2 separate regions of the Homo sapiens genome follow, and region 2 is linked to region 1. The links are chromatin loops, found by intact Hi-C in ENCODE. Cell type or tissue: PC-9. All regions are shown on one strand. Links, peaks and the distances in the headings refer to the core of each region. The heading gives the core; the rest is flanking DNA.

Region 1 (2,915 bases), core at 99-2,598:
GTGTTGGACCAGAAAAAGCAACCATTGAAATTTCCAAACTGAATCTGTACTTTGATTTATTTCAGTGTGGTATAATGTATGGTATAATATATGGCAATGTTTTCCAAGTCTGACTGTACATCACAGTGACCTGGGGGACTTTTGAAAAATAGATTCCCAGGCTCCCCTCCAATTAAGACAGCAGGTCAGAAGGTTGCAACTCAGGAAGCTTTACTTAATGTCTAGAAGTTTCCCAGGATATTCTGATGCATGAACCGTACTTGAAACAATAGTCAGACATTGCTACTTATCAGCTGTGTGATTTGGGGCACTCTGAGCTTGTTTCCTCATCTGTAAAATAGCGGGGAAGTAGGGGAGTGTCACAAGGTCTTAGAAAGGACCACATGAGGGAATGAGTGCAAAATTCTTAAATGATGCCTCAGTAAGTGAAATTATGATGCTAATTACAACGAATGTCCTTAAAAAGCTACTTTTCACTTCCAATAGTCCAGCTTGCAAAACCTTCCTCTATCAGAGAAAAATTTAGTGAAAGAGTAAATGGGCTTCACACCAGGATGATAGCCTGGAAAAATCAAAAGAGACATTGAGACATTGCCCACATAGAAAGCAGGGGAAGAGCATGTTCAGTTTTTCTGAAGGTCTATATTCTTCATTCCTACTGTCCATTTCTCCTGATTAAAAGTCTCTCCCAATAGCTGAGACCATTAACAAATATAAGCCCATCAAATGGTAGCTACCCCACTTTGTAAAATTAGGCTTTTGTGTCTCTCATAGAATAATGTTCTAACACTTCACTACCTGTAATAAAGTATTTGCACCACAAGAAAAAAATGTATTTCATGACCAGCAGGCTACAACCAGCATTCTGCTTTTAGGAACCCATGCGTTTGATTGTATCCTAAGTTGGTAATGAGTCACCACTTTTGCATTTAGTTAAGGACACCAAACAATGACTCTGTGAACCTCAGCTCAGACTGCCCCTGAGTCCTCAGAAGATGCCTAAATATGGACTGTTCTGTAGCGCTTAAGGATATCAAATGACAGTATACCATGACAATCACAACTAATCGAAGTCCCCTGCAGAGTAGTTCCTCATAAAGAGATGGAGATGGAAAAGTAGGAACGTTTTTCAATGCTATGCAGAAGGAAAATAATACCTACTGACCATATTCATCCTTTCAAAGGTCTGCCCTGAAGGCAAGTTGACAACACCCAGGCTTGGTTCTCCCTTTTGGAAGAGCTAACGCTAGGAGAGTTCACCCTTGCTCCCTCTGGCGGGAATCAGCAGAACAGAGCGGGAGGCACTGTGGCATTAGGATTGCAAACCCTGGCTTCGGACACAGTGCTGCTTGAATCAGAATCTACACTGCAGCTGGGCAACTGGCTGAGGTCACATTTTTAGGCTCTGAGCTGCTTTCTCTATTTGCAAAGTGAGAATACACAGCTTCTAAGGTCATAATGCAGATCAAATTATATATAAAGCACTTAACATGTGCTCAGTAAAAAGTCATTGATCTAATTATTGTTGTACTTTATTGTCATTAATATCAAGGGAATGACAGCATAGTGAGTCTCCTAGGGATGCAGGTCAATAGATGTTGAACTGCTATTATGCAGCAGGTACTGTGCTAGGTCCTGGGTAATACCAGAGCAAACAAGATCAACACAATCTGCACCTCCAGGAAGCTTATGGTCTAGTTCAGAGGTAGGAAAAATGTGTTTTGTTTGGCCTGCACCTTGTGTATAAACACAAAACATAGAGCAAACATTTTAAACTTGGATGACTTCACACCACAGTCCAGATTTCTGGCTTCTCTTTGAAAACATCAGAAATTCTGAGAGTAAGGGAGATTTCTGTCCACATGCCAAGCCTTCTAAGTCCCAAAGCACCAACCTTCCACTGGAGAGTGGCCTGCTGGCTCTTCTCATTAAGAAAAATCTCCCTCTGGCTACACATGATGAGGGGCCTGGAGGAATTAAGAGAGATGAGGTAGCTGAGGACACAGGTCCAGGGGACCAGAACTGAAGCAAGGAAGGAGAAAGGAGACTCAGCGCTGGTTCTCTTTCACGGGGTTTTTTTGTCTCTCAGCTCAGCTCGCTCTGTTTGGCTGGACACAGAAAACCCTGGAGGAGAATTCTGATTCCAACTTGCTCTTTGCACAGTTAATTATTTGGAGCTCCCAGAAGGTTGGAGAGAACAATGACTTCCCCTGCAGTGGCAGCTGGACTAGCTTAGTTCCCTTTTCTGCCCCCAGGGGTCAGAACCCAAGGAAGGGGGGCTATTTGTTTTGGCCTTAAACCAAATCTGCCTAGAGACACAGAGCGATGCTCTGACCTGAGACCACAAAAGCTACTATTTCAATGCCTGGTAAAGCTCCTCTCTCTTGCCGTCCACAGCAGTCTACTGACGAAAAACGCGTTTTCCCTATGCAAACTGTTTACTTCTCTCCTTTGCAAATTGGAAGTAATGTAAAAAAAAAAACAAAACAAAACAAAAAAAAAAAAAAACAGAAAGAAAAGAAAAGAAAAAAACCTATATGCACAAGAATTCCATCTCTCCTTGCAAATAAGATATTTCACATTTCCTTAGGCAGATAGCATGCAGACAAGTAGGGGAACTAATTGGGATGGATCAGTGAAAACAACGAAAGCTCATTTATACACAACTTGCTAAGTGTCCACAACTTTGTTCTAATAGGGGATCCATGACAAGTCCCTCAAAAACAGAGAAACAGGAGAGAATAATTTACACTTTATAGTTGTGAGCCCTGTAACAGTAGAACAACCTTCCTGCAGTCCCAGAGAGATTGTCCCCACATCTAACCAAAACCATTACCATCAATGGTGTCCTGCATTTTGAACAGTTGTTAATGAAGTCTTGCCTGACCCAATACAGAGTGAAATGGGTGTAGTTG
Region 2 (2,915 bases), core at 259-2,758, 150 kb before region 1:
GCTAGGCTGTATGCCTATATTTTTATTTTATCCTCTGACCATGGTAACATCGGTTGTCTTATTATCCTGATTTCACAGACTTGGCACAGAGAAGTTCCGTCTCATGTCAAAGATCACACAGCCTGGCTGGGGTAGAATCTGTATCAGGAGGCAAGTCTGCCTGACTCCAAAGATCATGCAATGCCCCTTCTCCTTTTTTTTTTCCCTTCCACCACTCTTCTGTCATGCCTTTTCCCTAGCTATTACCATTTAAAAGCAGTTGTGATTAAAAACAAAGGTCAGCTGTCCATAACTTAACTCAAATGTTCTTTCTTCCTTGCTCTTAGAGACAAATTACCATCTTCCATCATTCACGTGGACCAAGAAGGATTTAGGCTGAGATGATTATGCATAATAATCTGGGTCTCATTACAAGCTGAGCACTTGGAAGGGCCATTCTCTCAGCCCTTAAGGCAGCTGAACTTGATCATATTTTCATTTTCTTTTCTCCCTATATCCACTAAAGATCAACTGACACAGAACAAATGAAGTTACTAACAATTTACTGATTTCTTTAAAATATATATCTTCAATAAAGGAAGAACAAACAGTCAAATGACTGAAATCTAAGTACGGAATGTGAAAAATGCCACTCTCTAAAATTCTCAAAGGAAGAGAAGAAAATAAAGAGGGGAAGGAGAAAGAGAGGGGAAGGAGAAAGGGAGAAAAAGAATCGAAGGAGGGAGAGAGGAATGGAAGGAGGGAAGGAAGGGTATAGAGATCATCTGCATTAGAATCTTCTCAGGCTGGGGGTCCCTGAGCCCACTCCAGACCAACTGATTCAGAACCTCTGGGGTGGGATCCAAGACTGCATTTGCACACACTCCTCTCGTGACTATAATTTTTTTAATTCATTTATTTTTGAGACAGGGTCTTGCTCTGTTGCCTAGGCTGGAGTGCGGTAGCATGATCATGGCTCACTACAGCCTCAACCTCTCAAGCTCAAGTGATCCTCTTGGCCTCAGCTTCCCAAAGTGTTGGGATTACAGGTGTGAGCCATCATGCCTGTCCTGGTGATTGTAATTTACACCAGATTCACCTTACCCTAAGAAGTGACTTGTATATGTGTTGCTTATGGAAGTCAGAAGTTTCCCAAGTTTAAGAATTCAGCATTTAGCTCCAGGAAAAATTGGTCATAAATATGATGATGACACATATGTGAGACAATGACTGCATGAGTCCAGGAAAGAATAAAGACATTCTCCTGAGAAAGACTCCTCGTTGGAGCCTATGGGTTCTACCGGGCAGGTGACTCACCCGTTGGAGTCACAGGTGACTCAGCAACAGGGTTATGTAACAAGACCACCTTCCTTGGTGCTAATTTTAGATTTAAATAGAGAAACTATTTGAATGTCAAATTAACCTTTTTATATAGAGAGAGAAAAAGTATAACCCAATGTAAGCACAAGGTAATAAGCACAGGGCAACACATTCAAACAGATGCAAAGCACGTGGAGTGAAAAGTGAGTTTTCCTTCCAGGCCCAACCACTTCTTTCTGGCACTTCAGAAACACACTTTGTAGAACCAATCACTTGTATTTGTGTGAACTCCTCCCTGTTAATACAAAGGGAGGAAGCCCATTATACACACAGTTCTCTCCTTCACTTTTCCCAGAATAACATATCCTGGAGGCCATTCTCCACAGTACATACACATTTACATCGTTCTTTTGAACATCATCACAGTCCATGTATTTGACCAGTTCACTTTAATAAACATTTAGACTTTTTCTAATCCTTTGCTAATAGAAATGATGCTATAAGGAACACTCTTCTTCATATGGCTTTGTCCACGTCGGGGGATATATTTTTAAGATAACTCTGTGGAAGCAAAATGGCAAGGGCAAAGGATACAGGCACTTTTGAGATATTGCCAAATTTTCCCTCCCAGGAAGTTGTAGCAATTTAAACTTCTATTAATAGTATATGATACTACTTGTTTCCCCCACACCTTCACCAAAGCAGTATATTTTTGATTGTGATTTAATTTGCCACTTCGACTTCTTACTGGAGAAAGTGCTGACCAGCAAACATGAATGTAACTTGGCAGCTATATTTCTCCTGGAGAATGAATACATTGGCATTCTAATTTATCATCTTCTTATGCATTAGGTAAGTATGAATCTGTGGCCTTGACCCTCTTCAACTCTGGGTAAATTTACAAACTTTAGTTTCTGGGCCTGCTAACACAGGTGAACAGTGATGCCTCCAAGAGAGGACACATCTACAAGACTGCTGGAAGGAGTCCTCTTTTAATTTTACTCTTCCAAGTTTTAAAAATAAATTGCAAAATAATTTTTCTCTAATAAGTTAACGATTTAAAATTGTAATTCAATTAGAAATTTTTTTAAATATTATGAACCAAATTTTTCTTGCTCAAGTCTGCAAGAAGGGAGGAACTCTGTGGAACGCTTCAGATCAGACCACCTTGGCGGACATCAAAGATCTAATTCAAATGACATCTACTCACAGACTCAGTGGTCTGCTTCATGGATTCAAAAGTTAATCAAAATTCATACTACAAATGCTGTTACTAATCGCCACAGCAGCAAACTAGAACCCCTCCTTGCCCACCACTTTTACACTCCACCCCCAGAGAATAACAGACAACATGCTGTTTCTTCCAGTAATTCTTAGGATGTTATTGATGTATTGTTTATTTTTCATAGAGTCCATGCACTTAGGAGGAAACAGGGCATAATATATATGCACTTTCAGAAAACTGTTTTAATGTTATAAATAATATCCAAAACCATTAATGAGTTTTAGAGGTGGCTGCCTTGCAGCGGGGAATTACTTAAGCACTGGAAAGCCAATCAACAAATATTTATTTTGCAACTTCTGTGTGCATGCCTAAAAAATCTTATTCCATTAGT

What was found. Hi-C counts contacts between places; a loop is a spot of excess contacts. Peaks named below come from ENCODE experiments on the same cell type or tissue, not always from the same donor. Only the 100,000 strongest peaks of a DNase experiment are listed, where the experiment ranks them.
Region 2: it touches region 1 in a loop (2.8-fold over the local background); 6 of 110 quality-filtered maps call a loop at or near these places.

The regions. Positions count from the first base shown.
Region 1 is chr3:60,741,776-60,744,690 of GRCh38, forward strand. The region is part of intron 4 of FHIT (fragile histidine triad diadenosine triphosphatase); the gene reads right to left. Among named protein-coding and RNA genes, the nearest start is that of MIR548BB, 130 kb to the left of the region's middle. In PC-9, for the core only: a CTCF peak has its summit at 1,294 (motif pointing left); no DNase peak of the experiment used is centred there.
Region 2 is chr3:60,587,765-60,590,679 of GRCh38, forward strand. The region is part of intron 4 of FHIT (fragile histidine triad diadenosine triphosphatase); the gene reads right to left. Among named protein-coding and RNA genes, the nearest start is that of MIR548BB, 29 kb to the right of the region's middle. In PC-9, for the core only: no CTCF peak of the experiment used is centred there; a DNase peak (open chromatin) is centred at 1,207.